Linked DNA regions of Homo sapiens: region 1 is linked to region 2. The links are chromatin loops, found by intact Hi-C in ENCODE. Cell type or tissue: pancreas. All regions are shown on one strand. Each heading gives the region's core, and the rest is flanking DNA. Links, peaks and the distances in the headings are about the cores only.

What was found. A loop is a pair of places that touch in the nucleus more often than their neighbours do. Peaks named below come from ENCODE experiments on the same cell type or tissue, not always from the same donor. Only the 100,000 strongest peaks of a DNase experiment are listed, where the experiment ranks them.
Region 1: a loop joins it to region 2, with 4 times the contacts of the local background. A loop is called at or near these places in 2 of 110 quality-filtered maps.

Annotation. Positions count from the first base shown.
Region 1 is chr22:20,579,352-20,587,647 of GRCh38, reverse strand. It overlaps MED15 (mediator complex subunit 15), which reads right to left. Exons shown (of 18, transcript NM_001003891.3): 10 at 4,901-5,037; 11 at 4,681-4,808; 12 at 4,401-4,535; 13 at 4,255-4,318; 14 at 3,223-3,289; 15 at 2,633-2,793; 16 at 2,381-2,547; 17 at 1,822-1,920; 18 at 29-1,080. The coding sequence ends at 944. LOC124905084 (a long non-coding RNA gene) reads left to right here. Exons shown (of 3, transcript XR_007068013.1): 3 at 1-60. Among named protein-coding and RNA genes, the nearest start is that of MED15, 76 kb to the right of the region's middle. In pancreas, for the core only: no CTCF peak of the experiment used is centred there; DNase peaks (open chromatin) are centred at 1,263, 2,247, 4,027, 5,007 and 3 weaker places.
Region 2 is chr22:20,627,235-20,635,553 of GRCh38, reverse strand. It overlaps the pseudogene IGLL4P. Among named protein-coding and RNA genes, the nearest start is that of MED15, 120 kb to the right of the region's middle. RefSeq lists enhancers at 913-1,655, 2,843-3,368. In pancreas, for the core only: no CTCF peak of the experiment used is centred there; no DNase peak of the experiment used is centred there.

The sequences.
Region 1 (8,296 bases), core at 297-8,296, 48 kb after region 2:
AAGGGGACACAGTGATGAACAACTGACAAACACAGGAATAATAAATTTATTATAATCACAGATGGTGGGGTAGTGCACATAAAAAGGGGGGACCTCTTCTCACCAGAGGGTGCTGGCCGGTGCCCAGAGTGGCAGGCAACATAGGGAGGCGCTCCCTGCATGGCCCGGCCCGCTGCCAGGCCCGCTGTCTCTGGGTGCTCAGTGTGTGGTGCTCTGAGGACACGGGTCCTGAGGGCCTTGCTCTTCATCCTTCACAGTGGGGACACGGCCCTCATGCCAGCGGCACAGGGGTGCCGGCAGCAGGATCCCTGACGCCCCTGCTCCCTGGGTGCCCCACGGTGCTCAGCAGGAATGCCGTGAGGGCTGAGGCCCAGCTGGTGGCGGGGAGCCAGCAGCACCTATGGGCCAGCCCTCCCTCCAAAAGGCAGCCTGTGCCCTGGACTTGCAGGCTTCCTCGGGGGGTGCTCCACCTGCCCAAAGCAGCATAGCCTGAACCCAAAACTGTGACCAGAGAATCCCATGTGTGTTTTAAGGGTTTCCTATGTCCTCTGTGTTCTATAGGAACGAGTAGGGGTGCGTCTAGCACACACGAGACGCTCTAACAACACCCTGAGTGCACCCTCACGCTGCTGAGATGGACCTGGACCGTGGACAGGCCACGGTGAGAGCAGCCTGAGGATCGCATCTGGCTCCTGGGAGGAAGTCACATGGAGGGCCTTCTCTAAGAAGTCGGCCAACGCCCCCCAAGCAACCCGCTCCACTGCGCCTATCCCAGTTCTGTACAGGTGTGGGATTTCGTTTGGCAGGTCCCCAAGGCAGAAGATAAAAGCAGGAAAGCTAACCTAACCCCAGGCTCTCTAAGGAAGCCAACACCTAGAAGTGTCTGACAGGAGGCGTGTGTCCTTGGCCCCGATGAGGCTGCGGGCCATCCCTGCAGTCTTGGCTAGGCGGCTGAGAGGCAGGCCTGGTGGACGCTCTGGGCCCAGGTGTTGAGCAAGGCGGTGACCGAGTGCTTGTCCGGGAGCTGCAGCAGCCTGGAGGTCATGCAGCGGTGCACCGACTGGAGGAAGGGGTTGGCGTCTGCAACAGAGCAGTGGGCGTGAACCTAAGGCGGCCGGCGCTGCGCTCGCTCCTGGCACACCCGGCAGTGCTCTGGGAAGGGGTAGCCCCAGGCGCGGGCCGAAGCACCAGGAGGTGATGTGTCCTGCACGCTGCCCGGCCTTTGGGCTCTCCTCCCAGAGCCTCATCGTCAGTGAGAACCAAATCTGAACAGGATCTAGGGCTCTGCCTCTAACAACCTTGGGGACCCAGCCTGGCTCTACTGTGTGCCAGCTCTGCTGTGTGCCAGCTCTGCTGTGTGCCAGCTCTGGGCTCAGAGACTGCCCCCTGCCACCGTGGTTCTCTCTGGAGCCACAGCACCCAGATTGGGCCCTGTGTGCCCAAGCTACCAGTGGAACCTGGCAGCCCTGCCAAGGTAGTGGCCTCTGGGAAGCTAGTGGCCTCTGGGAAGAGCGGGGACTGTCCCTGAGCCATGGGCTTACTCACCCCTCACCCACTGAACACAACCACCCTGGACAGCTGACGTGACACAAGTTGAAGGGGCGAAGGGACACAGTGGGAGCAGAGACCCTTTTCTCTCAGGCGACCACTGGAAAACCCGCTGCTGTCTGTGCAGGAGGAGCCAGAAGAGGGGAGGGAGGGGCCTGAGCTGGGGAGGGGCAGGAGCACACAGAGGCTGTCCCTGCTGCAGTGGAAGCCTGGTTTTCCACAATGACCCCTGCTTGCCCTGGGTCCCCAGACAGCTCCTCTGGGTCTACCTACCGTACTGCCACTGCCGGTCTATCCACAGCGGGCTTTGGGCAGGATAGTCAGCGGGCACACTGAGCTCCAGTGGTGGCACACTTGGGAGGTCCTTGTCATCTGCAACACAGAAGGCTCTATCTGTGACCTGGACAAGCCCCGGCCTGCCCTGCCTCACAGCCCTGCTCTGGAACAGGACTCCACACCCAGGGAGGTTCTGGTGAAGCTTGTGGCAAAGCCTGGAGGAGGTCTCTCTGACTCTCAGATTTCCAAACGTGAAGCCTGGAGTGCTCTGCATTGATGGGTGCCCAGAGGTCCTGCCTACCACCTCCCTAGGGCCCAGGCAAGCAAAGCCACATCTGTGTTGGGGAGGTGAGAGTGTGCGGGCTCTGGCAGTGGGGACTGAGGCATGGCCAGGCTGTCTGGAGCCCGGTGTGTGTGAGGATAGAGCAGACAGCCTGGCGGGGCGTGAACACAGGGTGGGTTCTGGGCGCTGTGCCATCTGGCTTGGATGGCAGAGTCCTGGGGCTGCGGTCAGGGCCTGCTTTCCCACACCAGTCCCGGCCCTCTGGACACTCACCCAGCTTGCAGATCAGGTGGACAGTGCCATTGTTGCTGCAGTGAGAAGGGTCCAGGTTTACCAGGAACTTGGGGTCCAGCCTGGCCACCTCACCCTGGAGCACACTGGGGATGCTCTGCCGCTCATCATCCTCAAGCCTGCGCTTCCGGGTGCACACCACTGGGGCCCTGGGGAGGCGGCATGGTGACCACACCTGGCACACGCGGCCCAGGGCTGGCCGCCCTCCGCAAAGCCCAGCCCAGCTGGACATACGTGATGGGTGGGCCGTGAATGGCGGTCATGGCTGGAACGAATGTGCGGTACAGGGAATGGTTGAAGACAGGTGAGCGGATGTTGGCCAGGACGGCATCCAGGAGCGGCTGGCATAGGTACTGCTGTTTGGTCGGTGGCACCGGGGGCGGTGGGGGAGTGGGCTGGAGACAGGATGGGCACGGTCAGCAGCCCGGGACCCGAGGGTTCCCCATTTAGGGGGCCTTCACACCCCAGGCCCATGGTCACTCACAGTCAGATTCCCGAGGCCTCTCTCACAGCCTCCACCCTTGTGCAGACAATGTTGGCTGATCCTGGGAATAATCCCCCACCCCCACAGCCTATCCTCCCTACAGTCCCTGCCTCCTCTGAAATGGGTGAAGGAGGCACCCACGGGGGCCGTAGACAGAGGGTGACTTCTCCCATGTTCCCACCCAGCACAGCAGACCTGGCCAGGAAGCCTCGTGGGCAGGGTCCAAGGTCAGGCCCGGCCCCCGCCCAGATGCCCTGACCTTGAAGGCCCTCTCAGCAGCACTCCCAGGAGCTCTTAGGAGAGCCCTGGTTCCCCTAGGGGTGTCTGGCATCCCACTCACCACCGCCATGTCATTCTTGAGTTTCTCCAGGGCGATCTCACACTTTTGCAAGGTCTTCAGGGGACACCTGCAGAGAGAGAGGACTTGGGCTGAAAGAGTGGAAGACATGGCAGTTCTCAGGCTCAGGATCCCAACTACTGCCACTGGGCCTCAGCCATCAGAAACCTCTGCAGGAGCTCCTACCAGTTGACCAGCTGTTCCCAGACCCAGAGTTGAAGGCAGGCAGCCCTCAACCCCAGGAGCTGCTTGTCCCTGGTTGGCAGAGTGAGGTGATGGGTCAAGAGAAGGGACAGTGGCCAGGCCCCTGATCAGGCTGTGAATGCCTCATTGTCATGTAGGCCAGTCCCTGCCCCACTCATCCCTATAACCCTAACAAAGGATCAACCCATGAAGACCTGGAGGACCACCCAATAGTGACTGGCATTCTATCCAGACAAGCAGAACAGAGAGACCCTTCTAGACAGGGGTTGGGGGATAGCCTGAGTTGAGGTGAAAGGGAGGTATATGCCAATGCCCATGCAGTTTGGAGGTACTGCCCGAGCTCTGATCCTCACAGCAGCCTGTGGCCAGCAGCCCTGCCTTCCACCTGCTTCTCACCAGCGCCACCTTGTTTCATTTTCATGACAACACACGTGGGCTACAAATGGGGTAACTGAGATGCAGTCGCCTGCCCATGGTCACCAGCAAGTCAGGGGCAGAACTCCAGGTCAGGCTCAGGCCCATCTGGGCCAGCTGATGGTCAGGCCACTGCAAGCTGGGCCCCTGGCTGCTGACTGGATGAGGTCTGGCTGTGATGGCCCAGCATGAGGGCCACAGCAGCAGCCAGGAATAGGGCAAAGGCTGGGCATGGGCCAAGATGAAGCCTGGGCTTGAAGCCCCAGCACACACCAGAGTGGAGCCTTGGAGGCCTCTGGCCAGGGTCCAAAGAGCTGCCTGGTGCCTTTGTTAAACCCACATCATCACCAAGTGCCCATCCATGGCTGGGCTATCTGTGCCCTTGTGGACCCTCCGTGGGCTGTGGGCAAAGCTCACCGCTTCGAGGGGTCTGTCAGAATGTCCAGAAGGCTCTTCATCTTACTCAGGTCCTTTTTTCTGTCTGGGACAGAAGAGGGTACACACTAAGACACAAGCCTGGTGGTGTCCCCAGGGTGCAGGCCCCTGCCCTGGCTGCAGCCTACCTTCGTTCTTGTCGATCTTGTTGATCATGCGGCGCAGGGGCTCGATGTACTTCGACAGCTGCTTCAGCTTGTCCAGGTACTGCTGCTCCTCAGCCTGGCTGGAGCCAGCTGGGCTCATGACAGAGCTGGGGTTCACTGCAGGACACAGGCGGGTGAGGCCACAGCCCTCGACCCTCGGGTGGGGAACTTGAGCTCTGAGGGCCCCAGAGCTCGCACACCCAGTATGAGCTGAGGCCTCATAAAGGTGAGGAGTGACCTTAGCACCTCAGGCCCAACTTACCAGGTGTGTTTAAAGGTCCAGGTGAGGGGACACTGAAGTTCTGTGGGGTCCGCGCCGTCACTGGGCTCTGGGAGGGCTGCGGTGAGGGGCTGGGCAGGAAGCTACTGGGAGATGGGGCAGGGCCAGAGCTGCAGCCAAGTGAGAGAAACATGTGAGCCGGGGTCCAGGCAGGGCCAGCCTCGAGGGCCAGGTGGGGAGGGGCACCCCAGGCCAGGCCTACCTGACGTTGGAGTTGGGCTGTGAGCTGGGCTGGCCGGGCTGCGGGGACGGCTGGGGGGGAGGGGGCATCGACTGCGGGGTCTGCACCTGCTGGCCCGGTGACGGCGAGGACAGCATGGGGAGGCTGCTCTGGCTGACCTGGAAGTGGAGGGGCTCAGCCGGCGCGCTGCCACACGCCCGCCCGCCTGCCTCCACACCACCTGCCCACCGCACGCATAGGCCCATCCTCCCGCACAGCCTCACCACACACCTGTGTCTTCATCCAAATGCCACCTGGACATACACACAGGCACACTCCCCCAGCCTGGCACACAGCATGAGGTGACCAAGGGGCTGGCGGGGGGGGCCCAGGCAGGGCAGCCCTTGCTCCTTGGCCAGGGACCCACAGGGGCACAGGCTTTGAGGGCTGTGTCGTGGGAGTGTGAGGAAAAGGGCAGTCTGGGAGGCAATGCCCTTGGCTGGCACTAGCCTGGCCTTCCCTGACACGCCTGCCTGTCCTGTGACATGCTCCTCTGTGGGTCGGTGAGGACCCTGCTCTGCTGACCAGTGGGACCGTCTTCCCACATGCTTCCACAAGCCCCCGCAGCCCCCAGGCTGACTGCACCAAGGACAAGCCTGGTGGCTACAGCCATCTGTTGTGGTTAACACATGCTGCTGCAGGGCTGGTCCCAGGCTGTCCCACCTGGACCTGCTTAATTGGAGTGAGGTGGCCCAGGGAGCCACACACACACCCATGGTGGCACTTGCATCGGCCCACACCAGCGCCCCTGGGAGAGGCGAGCTACTCAGTGTCAGACACCTGGGCCCAGAGCCTGGTTCTGCCATGCAGGTGTGCACCTGAGTCCTCTGAGGCCCTGTGTGTATGCAAAGCAAGGCTGTTGCTCTGCTCCCCAGGCCTTGCTGGCCACGACACAAATAAGATCAATCACCCCAGTGTCTGCACCAGGGACACCACTGTCTTCATCCGTAAACTCTAGGGATGAAACCACACCACCCAGGCATCAGGGATAAGCATATGTAAAACACCCACACCTTCCTGGGGTGGAGCACAGATGGCTGCTTTGATGGGGAGAACAGCTGCCTGCCAGCCCTGGGCGTCTGGCCTCCCCTAGAGGGACTCTCAGCAAAGAGGGATGCCTTGTCACACTGGGGGAACCCTGAAGGCCCTGCTACATTTCCCACACCCTAGTCAACCCCCTGCATGCCAAGCATCCCCTCACAGTCTGCCTAGGAGCCAGGCCCCTGGACCATCCATTTCTGTAGACCAACTCAGTGCTTCTCCTGGGGCACTCTGGCCATGAACGCCTGTCTCGGGCCACGGCTCACACCACCCCCCAAGCACTTCCACCACAGTGCTGTGAGTACTGGGATAGGACAGCTGCTTTCTAAGCTCCTTAAATTGGGGACCAGGCCCAGAGCCCACAAACAGAATGCTGCCCTCCTCACCACCCCACCAGGCAGCAGAGGGCAGGGTGGCACTGCCCTTTCAGCACCACGTGGACCAAGCTCCTGGAGCGAAATGCTCTTTCTGTCCTGCCTGTTCCATGGGCTGTGCCTGACAGTGCTGCAAGGGATGCTGGGTGCAGGCCGTTCCTGAACCACGTGTGCTGGGAGACCAGGGGGTGGGGGGCTAAGGCACAGAGCGTGACCACAACAGGGTACTTCCAGCACAGCTGGGTCAGAGGTCCCTATCCAAAGCCACTGGCCCAGTGGGACATCAACCGATGGAATGGACTGTTCCCACTGCTTTGTGGTCAAGACACCTCTGCCTGGGAGAGGAGGGACAGAGTGCAGGAGCCCCAGCCTCGGCCTGCCGGGCCTCATCACTCTACCTAATGGAGCAAAATGGCTCGCGGTGATTCTCGCAAAGGTTAGCAAGGTCAGAAACGGGGACTGATGTGACTTCATTTGCTAAATGCTGAGTTGAACAAGTACAGAGATTTCTCCCACCAAAGTCCTGTGCATTCACGGTGCTGGGGTGCACAGAGCCCTAGCTGAAGAGGAGTAAGGGCATGTCCCAGACACCGGAACACATGTTCTAGACTTATCCAGGTGTCAACAAAATCCCAAGGCCAGAAAATTCCATACAGAGAACCACAGACGGCACCGAGGAGTGGGAAGCAAAGACTCTGGGCCCCATGCTCAGCCCAACTCTGCCTTTTCTGACCCATGCTTGACTTGCTGCTACTCTCTACCTGCACCCCAGAAAGCTGTCTCACAAGCTCACCTCTCTTCCTGCTTGAAGGTCAGGGCCCCTCCCCTTGCCTCTACCTGACTGCCTCTTCCAGAGAGGCGCCTGTGCCTGAGCAGCTGTCCCTTCTAGAAGATGGTCAGCTCTTTTCTGTGGCCTAAAGCTCAGCGCTTCTCTGAGGAGCAAGGCAGCTGCAGGCTGGGCAGAGGCTGCCAAGCAGAGAAGGCCACCACACAGCCCTCATTGCCACTCAAGAGTTCTCATCTGCTCTCGAACCTCAGGAAGCCCGGCACCCACTTTGGCCCTGAAGCGGCAATCTCACCAGCCACGCCCGTGGGGCCTCCAAGCACCCACCCAGAACTTAGGTCTATCTCAGTTCTTCAGCTGCCCCAGGTCAGGGCAGCTGGTGGCCAGCAGAGCCTACAGGATGGGAGACAGGGAGATTTCTAGTGGGAAGAAAAACAAACGAGGGGCACCCTTTCATTTCCAAGAGCACAAGAGCAGAAAGCCAGGCCCTGTGCCCAGGTGTCAGTGGTGGACAGTCCAAGTCCAGCACCTGGGATGAGAAGCAGCCCCCCAAAGACTCATCTGAAGACACAACTGGCATTAGGGAGGCAGCCAGAGAGGTCGGGCGCCGGTGTGTCACAGCTAGCAAAGGCCCCAGGACAAGAATGTCACACATCCTAGGGAAGGAGTTTCTGAGTGCACACCACCTGTCACCTGTGTGTCACAGGTTGGGAACAGGGAGCTCAGAGGGAAGTGACTTGCTCAAGGTCATCCTAGTGATGAAGGGAGCTCAGGCACGCTAAACATCAACACCCCAGCAACACCACCACCCCAGCAACAATGGCCTGAACTGCATTTCTGGGAAAGGGACCCACACAGCAGCCTGGAGCTGAAGGCAGGTGGACACCGAGTGGGCCAGAGAGGAGGTGGGAGGGCAAAAAGGCTGGTCCAGGGAGCTCCATCTCACAGAGGAACCCTCAGGCAAGGCTGGCGGCACTGCGCGATCCCCACCCCCGCCCCCACATACTGGGAACCGTTCCTTGCTCCTGGCTCCGGCACTCAGTGTGTCCCCTGGAGGCACTCCCCAGGGTGCAGTGGAACACGGGTCTCACCCTGGCAGCTGGCAGCCAGCAGAGCCCAGAGGATGGGAGGCAGGGAGATTTCTAGTGGGAAGAAAAACAAATGAAGGGCACCCATTCA
Region 2 (8,319 bases), core at 50-8,049:
AGGGCCGGGACAATCCCTCCTCCCTGGACTCCAGTGCTCTTCTCTGTACCTTTAGGGGCTCTCCCAGTGTGGACCTACCCTGCCCTGGTGCTGTGGGGCCATCACTCCTGAGGATATGACCAGGGTCTGAGCTGGGCAGGGCAGCAGGTGCAGGGCAGTGCAGGCACAGGGCCAGCTGGGCCACTCTCAGGCTGGCCGGAGCCTGGGTGGCCCTGGTTGGTGCCTCCCTCCTGGTCAGCATCCCCTCTATAAGGTGGGCAATGGCAGCTCTAGAGCTCAGGGTCGCTATGAGGCAACCGTGGTGCATTCCTCATGGTCGGCCTGCCCTATGTGAGGTGGACCATGGCTGCCCTGGGCCTCAGGGTCACTGTGAGGGTTGATGAGGGACTGTGATGTTCCCACTGTGGCCCAGGGATGACAGCTGGGGCTCCGTCAGATGGTTCTTTCAGTTAAATCTTCTGCTAAGTAGGGGGAGATGCCCCTGCTGCCCCAGGCGCTCCCTGGGCCAAGCTCCAACCTTGGGGACTTGAGGACAGGGGGGTGCAGTGGTGTCTCCCTGTTGTCCTCCAGCTCATGAGCTTCTCCAGGGCAGGTGGTCCTGGTCTTGCACCAGCACCTGGCCCACAGCTGTGCTCACTGAGGGTTTGCTGAATGAGTGTGTGAGTGAATGAATGAAGGACTGAGGAGCTGTGGAAAGAGGCTGGGGGTGGGTCAGGCAGCAGCTCACCATGTTGACCCGGGCAGGTCACTTCCCTTCCCGTGGAGCCTCAGTTCTCTCTTCGGTGAAATGGGCACACGAGCACCTGCCCCTGCTCTGCTTTGTGGACTCCGAGGACCCTCCTGCTTCTGCCTGTCTCCTACACCGGCTCGATGTAGACTGAGGAGTGTAGGTCCCCAACCCCACAGAGCCACAAGGGGATTGGTGTGTTCAGTACTGTCTCCTGGCCCTGCCTAGCACAGCCTCAAGAGGGAAGGGTGACCTTGGGTCAGGGGCCTGGGCACCCACTGTCTGTGCTGCCCTGAACACCTGCAGGACCTGGGCAGGCTCAGCCTCCTCAGTCTGGCCTCAGGGAAGGGGGTTAGCCCTGGGTAGACCCAGGGTCAGACTGGGCATCTACCATCTGTGCATCCTTCAGCAGGTGTGGAACCCAGCCAGGCCAAACCCTGTCTCTACCAGAGCAGGGACCATGCAGGAAAGACTAGGTGGGGCTGGGCCTTGCTCTCTCTCCTGGCACCTTCCTCTCGGAGAATGGCTGGAGCCCCAGACCCAGGGAGCCTCACAGAGAAAGTCCCGAGGCAGGACCTGGTTTTCCACCTGAGGCCCAGGATCCAATGGAGAGGTGTTTCCCAAAAAGAATGCCCCCCAAAGGCAGCCAGTGACTTTCTGTGCCACACACTTGAGAACATCTCCGTGTTCTGGGGCTGCCAGGCAGTCACCTGTGCAGGTGTCGGAGCCCAAATCCAATCAATACTAAGGGATTGGGTAAAACACATCCCCACTGCCTGGAGTGGTGGTTCACACCTGTAATCCCAGCACTTTGGGAGGCCAAGGTGGGCAGATCACGAGGTCAAGAGATCAAGACCATCCTGGCTAACACGGTGAAACCCCACCTCTACTAAAAAAAAATACAAAAAATTAGCCGGACATGGTGGTGGGCGCCTGTGGTCCCAGCTACTCGGGAGGCTGAGGCAGGAGAATGGCGTGAACCTGGGAGGCGGAGCTTGCAGTGAGCCGAGATTGCACCAGTGCACTCCAGCCTGGGCGACAGAGTGAGACTCCGTCTCAAAACAAAACGAAACAAAACAAACAGACAAAAAACACATCCCCACTGTTAGTTCTGAGGAGATGCCTGGCCTCAGCATTGAAAACACCAACTTCCCTCAAGCAAAGGCTTTGTTAAATCTCATAGAAATGATGGAGCTCCTGTTACCCTTCTTGCTCTGGTTCCTGGGGAGCTTAGAGCCTATCTTTGGCAAGTGTCCTGAGCCTCCTGCAAGCCTTTTGTGTGTGTTTCCTTCTTGCCTTCCTCCGATTTTTCTTACACCTGTGAACCTGCTGGCAGGTGAAGAATCGAGGTGGGCCCCAAATTTAACAGCTCATGAATTTGAAGGTGCTGGAGTATTCTGGACAGTCCAGCTCTCAGGGGTGGGGAGTTGGGCAGAGAGGGAGGAGGGGATTCCAGGGGCCAGGGCCACGGGCAGAGGAACTCCAGGCCCAGAGTGTTACTTCCAGGCTGAGGAAAAAGAGGTCGTAGGTGGGAAGAGTGTCTTTACTAGGGCAAGGACAGAGGGCATATCTGAAGGCCCAGCCAGGGACAGCTCCATCCAGAAAGGAGGCAGGGAGTGGCGGGGGGTTGGGGGAGGGAGTGCTGCAGCGGGGAATTGGAGGAGGGAGAGGGCAGAGGGACTGGTCTTCAGTGATCAGATTGCTCCTTGCCTGGCCTGTTTCTCCAGCAGATGCCCCTGGGAGCCTGGGAGCCTCTCCCACAAGCTATTTTCCCACTGAGTGTCAGGATTCCCCCATCCCCCACTGAGAACCTGGGGGAAGTGTCAAATTATATGAAAGGTAAGAAATGAAGACAGGGAGCAGAATTTCTGATTAACAATGAGGATATTTACTGAGGGTTTATTGGGTGCAAGGAGAAGGGCTGGATGCCTTGGGGTGGGAGGGGAGACCCCTGCCCTGGGATCCTGCAGCTCCTGGCTGCTGTGGGTGGGGTGAGGGGCCTAAGAACATAGCTGCTGGGGGACCTCCACTGGTCAGACGTCAGGTTCAGGTAGCTGCTAACCGTGTACTTGTGTTTCTCTGTTTGGAGGGTGTGGCAGTCTTCATGCCCAGGGTGATGGTGGTGCCCTCTGCCTTCCAGGCCACCATCACGGCATCAGGGTAGAAGTCACTAATGAGAGGCATCTTGTTGGCTTGGAGTTCCTCAGAGTGTCCAAAGGGGCGGCCTTGGGCAGACCTGTGTGGACAGAGGAGGGGGCAAGAGAGGCAGAGGGAGTACTGGGGTGTTGTAGAGCCCCCTCTCTGTCTAAAGTCTCTGTGAGGTTCACGGCATGGCTGTCCAGTCCACCCGGGGCTGCCTCTTCCCTCCTCATTCCCCTCCTTTTCACTCAAGACCTCTGCAGAGCAGCCAGCCCGCACCTTCCTAGGAGCTCTTCCCAAGTCACCTTTTCTAGGAGCCCTGGCCCAGCCCTCCTCTGCAGCCTCTGTTTCCCTGTGTGTACCCAGGGCAGGCTGTGCTCCCTCCTCTCTGGTCTCTGGAGTCTGAGTTTGGAATTTGCACGTCCCCGCCCAGCCCACAGGACTATCCTGGCAGAGTGTGGAAAGGCCCAAGCCTGGTGGGGCCTGGAGCTTCCTGTCCCCTGGGGCACCAGGCTTTGCCCCAGCCCATCCCATTCAGCTTTCCTGATGAAGGGTGGGCTGCACCCAGACAAGCCCCGGGGCTCCTCCACCGCTCTTCACCTCCCTTGTCCCCACCACCCCAACCATAGGACCCTTCACCTCCACTGTGGTGTTGGGGCTGCTCCCCTGGACCACGGGACACAGCAGCCCCCCATGCCTGCCTCCACGGACTCTGACAACTCTAGACTTCAGCTGGCTGCCGTAGAGTCCTCTGCACCCCCCATTCGCTCCCCTCTTGTCACCTCCTGAGTCTAACGTGCCCTTTGAGGAAGGTGGGAGACTGACCCATGGACAGTGAGACGCCAGGCCCCAGGGGTGAAGGGGCTCCAGGGACAAATATGTCTCTGCCCTAAGGGATCTGCTCCTCTCTGATGACTATTCTGGGAGGGCTGGGCTCTGGCCATCTTGCCCCATCTGACCCATCTTCTTTTTTTGTCCCTGTGTCCTCATGACCCAGCAGAGGCCAGAGAGCTGCAGCCTAGACCCAGAGCCCTCTCTGCACCTGCATTGATGTCACCTCATGGTGACCCCTTTGTCCCCAGGCCCCCGTGTGGCCTTCCCAGGCTGGATGGGCATCCAGCCATCAGCCTAGACCCTGGGGTCCGGGGGGTGTCTCTGATGCTACTGCAGTGTGCCAGTCAGAACTGGCCTCTGCCCCGCACCTCGGGTGCCTGCCCTGAAAGAGGTGAAGGAACTCTGACCTTGCCTAAACCCAGCCCAGGCCCCGGGACCAGGCTGCGTCTGGCTGTTGGAACCTGGGGCCCTTCTGCTGGTTACCTCAAGACTAACCCACCTCCCCCAGGACCCATAGAGAAAGGTAGGGGTCAGTGATTAAGGCTGGGAGGGCAGAGGAGAAGCCACCCCAGGGAGAGAAAACATATTTTCCAGAGACAACAGAGGGTGGAACTGGCTGGGGAAGGTTGTAAGAGCCACTTACCTAGAGTAATGAGCTGGTTCCCACTGCTGTTTACCCAGTGACTGAGGCTTGGGTCCAAATTCCTGGGGCCAGTACAGGGGCCAGGCTGAAGCGGAAACCTTCTGGGCATGATGGGCACAGGGCTGCAGTGGGCGTTGTTGGGACCTAGGCACAGTGCGTGGGGGTGCCAGACCCCGAGAGGTGTCCCTGTGCCTGTCCCCTGTTTGAGGCAGGTGCCACCCACAGTCTTGGAGTCACCCCAAGTGTGTGTCCCCCCTCTCTGAAGCTGTTGGTGCTGGTGGCAATGCTGGGCCCAGTAGGTCCCAGCAACTCCCTGAGTAATGTGTCCCCTAAGGCAGCTGTGCTGTGTGGCAGAGGAGTCCTGAGCTGGCTCGGATCAGCCCAACCTCACCTGGCCTCATTTTAAGGGCCTCTGAGTCCTCCCACAAATTTCCCAGTCAAGCCAGGCTGGCTTCCTCTCTGGATCAGGACACTGGGTCATTCTCGACTCAAGTGGAGAGTCCTCTGCTTTTATATCTATCCGTGGAGACACAGCTCAGTCCCACTTTTTTCATGAAGCTTTTCTGATTTCTCAGATTATTAGTTTCATCTGTCCATCTATCCAGTTGTCCATCTGTCTGTTCATCTATTCATCTGTCTGTCCACCTGTTTATTCATGTCTGTCCGTCTGTTCATCTGTTCGTCTGTCTATTCATCTGTCTGTCCATCCATCTATCACCCACTGGAGGATTCCACTCCATCTCACTCTCCTGTACTCCTCCTCTGGCCCTCATGCAGGATTTTTCTTTTTTAATGTTTCTGGTACCAGCAGTATTAACAGCTCCATTCTTAAAGAAGCAATACCTTGGCCGGGCGTGGTGGCTCACACCTGTAATCCCAGCACTTTGGGAGGCTGAGGCGGGTGGATCACAAGGTCAGGAGATCGAGACCATCCTGGCTAACACGGTGAAGCCCCGTCTCTACTAAAAATACAAAAAATTAGCCGGGCATGGTGGTGGGCACCTGTAGTCCCAGCTACTTGGGAGGCTGAGGCAGGAGAATGTCGTGAACCTGGGAGGCAGAGCTTGCAGTGAGCCGAGATCACACCACTGCACTCCAGCCTGGGCGACAGCGAGAGTCTGTCTCAAAAAAAAAAAAAAAAGCAATTTATTTTTTACCAACACTGATGTGGGTGGATGCTGTTGTTTGCAATTAAAAACCAAGGCCGCTACAGATATGGGCACAATATTGTGTGAAGCTGGAGACCCTCATGGAAGCGAAAACCTGGGATTGGCTAGCCAAGGCCAATTGTTTCCAAAGCCCTCTTAAGAGGATGTGATTACTATCAAAGGGTGAGATGCTGGCAGCAAAGATTATATTCACCTGAATGAAACCAGGTGTGGTGTACGCCTGTAGTCTCAGCTACTTTGGAGACAGAGGCAGTTGACTCCTCAACTTCAGGAATTGAGGCTGCAGTGACCTGTGTTCATCCCACTTCACTCCGTCTTGGGTGACAGGGTAAGACTATCTTTAAAATATGTATTTTTAATTTTTAAAAGGATCATATTCACTTAAATGTGAACAAAGTGTCCATTGAGGGCACAGCTTTAGGGGATCAAGTGGCCACTTCTGTAGAACAGTGTGATGGGTACGAGGGCTTAGGAACTAGAGGCAGGTCGGCTGCTTCTAACTGCACTGCTGGAGCTCAAATCTAGAATTCACACCTCAAACAGGGTCAATGTCTCTACTGTTCAATCCATGGGACATTCTTAGCCTGGCCCCCAGAACAAGGCTTGTGTCTACCTGCCATGACCTGCTCATAGGAGGGTGAGGTTTCTGGTTCCCAGGGCTGTTGGCTGTCTCAGTACCATGGACGTGTGTCCTCACAGCAACGGGCCAAGGCAGAACAGCTCCCCGAGAGTCAGGATGGTTCTCTTAGTTCCCTGCTTCTCACACCTGGGCCCTACCCTTAGACAGAGGAGGTGACACTGAGAAAGACAAAACTTTTGAAAGTGGGAAGTTTCAAATGCGGAAAGAATTGTGATGTTCCCTGAAAGAAGTAGTAACTCCAGCACTGGAGATAAGATAGTGGCATCAGAAATTCAGAGGGGCATGGCTTACATGCGAAGAGTGAAGCTGTGTGGGCCTGAGACCAAGAAAAGAGGTACTGGACTCCGATTAGCTGGGCCCAGATGGCCAGACAGGTGTGGAGACAGATGGAGGTGTGTGACCAGGACCCTCCTCAGAACACCACTCTCGCTTGGCCAAATGCCCTGTTCTTCTGGGTGGCTATGCTTAGGGCTAGCGTCACTGAGGTCACTGTGCTGCAATTAGGCATCTTCACTAGGGATTCAGTCACAGATGTAAATCAATCACAGTCGCGTTTGTGGAAGAAGACTCCAAACTAGACCAACCGAATCTCTAGGGGCTGCCCCAAGTGTGCCTGGGGTGTCCTGGTGCCAGTGCACAGCTCTGGGTAAGAACCACTGGATTAGATATGTAAGCCCCATGGGTAAGAAGAGGACCTTGCCTGAAAGGTGGATCCCAAGTATTGGTCACCTGGGAAGACTGTGGAATCCTAGAGAGGACAGGGGACAGAGAGAGAGAATTCTAGAAGTCCTCATGCTCATAATCATGAAGACGCCAAGATGACCAGGATGAGGTGAGTTGTCCTTTAAGAAGAGTCTAGATTTTCTTTGTCCTTTACATTTTTTTCTCCTTCCTTCCTCCCTCCCTCCCTCTCTCTTTCTTTCTCTCTTTCTCTTTCTCTTTCTTTCTTTTCTTTCTTTCTTTCTTTCTTTCTTTCTGTCTGTCTGTCTGTCTCTCTCTCTCTCTCTCTTTCTTCTTTTTCTTTTTTTTCTTTCCTTCTTTCTTTCTTTCGACAGAGTCACTCTATCACCCAGGCTGGAGTGCAGTATCATGATCTTGGCCCACTGCAACTTCCGCCTCCCGGCTTCAAGTGATTCTCCTGCCTGAGTCTCCCAAGTAGTTGAGATTACAGGTACAGCACACTCCACCATGCCCGGATAATTTTTGGTGTTTTCTTTTTTTTTTTAGCAGAGATGGGGTTTCACCATGTTAGCCAGGCTGGTCTCAAACTACTGACCTCAAGTGATCCACCTGCTTCAGCCTCCCAAAGTGCTGGGATTACAGGTGTGAGCCACTGCACCCGGCCTGCCCTTTACATTTTTGCTATAATTTTAGAATCAGCTTGTCAATTTTTACCAAACCTACTGGAATTTTGGATGCTAAATTGGCTCACAATGAAGTTAAAAACCAAATAAGAATGAATCCATTGCCAAATCCAAGATCTTGAAAATGTAATTCCATGTTTTTTGTTTAGAGTTTAACAGTTTTAGTGTTTATACTTAGGGCTTTGACCTATTGTGACTTAATTTTTGTATATGGTGTGATGTAGGGGTCCAGCTTCATCCTTTTGCATGTGGATATCCAGTTCTCCCAGCACCATTCTTCAAAGAAATGAGTGTTTTCCCCACTGAATGGTCTTGTACCTAAGTTTTTACTCAGCTCGGTGAAAACGTGCTCTCACTGATGAGGCTGATAAGGTTTTGTCTTGAATTGGGACCTGGGAATAGTGCTGGTAATTTGGAGATGACATGAACATTTATTTGGGGCTACCCCAGTGCTCTCTGCTGGTTGAGCAACTGCGCCATCCAGCCAGTTGGAAGGTTTGTAATGAGGGAGCTGAATGAGACAGAGACGAGAAGAAAGGGCGAAAGTGGAAGAACTGCATCAAGAATTCAGGAGTGAAGAGGGAGCAATTCTCCTGAACATTCCATGAAATAATCTAAATAAAACCACCTAGTACCAAGCCTGCCCTGTAGGAGATGCTTGGTGATGTTCTGGTTGTCTTTGAGTCAAGATGGAGTCCATCTGGGTCGGAAAGATAAAATGACAATCTTGCTGAAGTTTTTCTCCATCCGAGGTGGAAGTGAGATTTCCCACTCATGCTCTCCAGCGCTTGGACTTGCTTTTG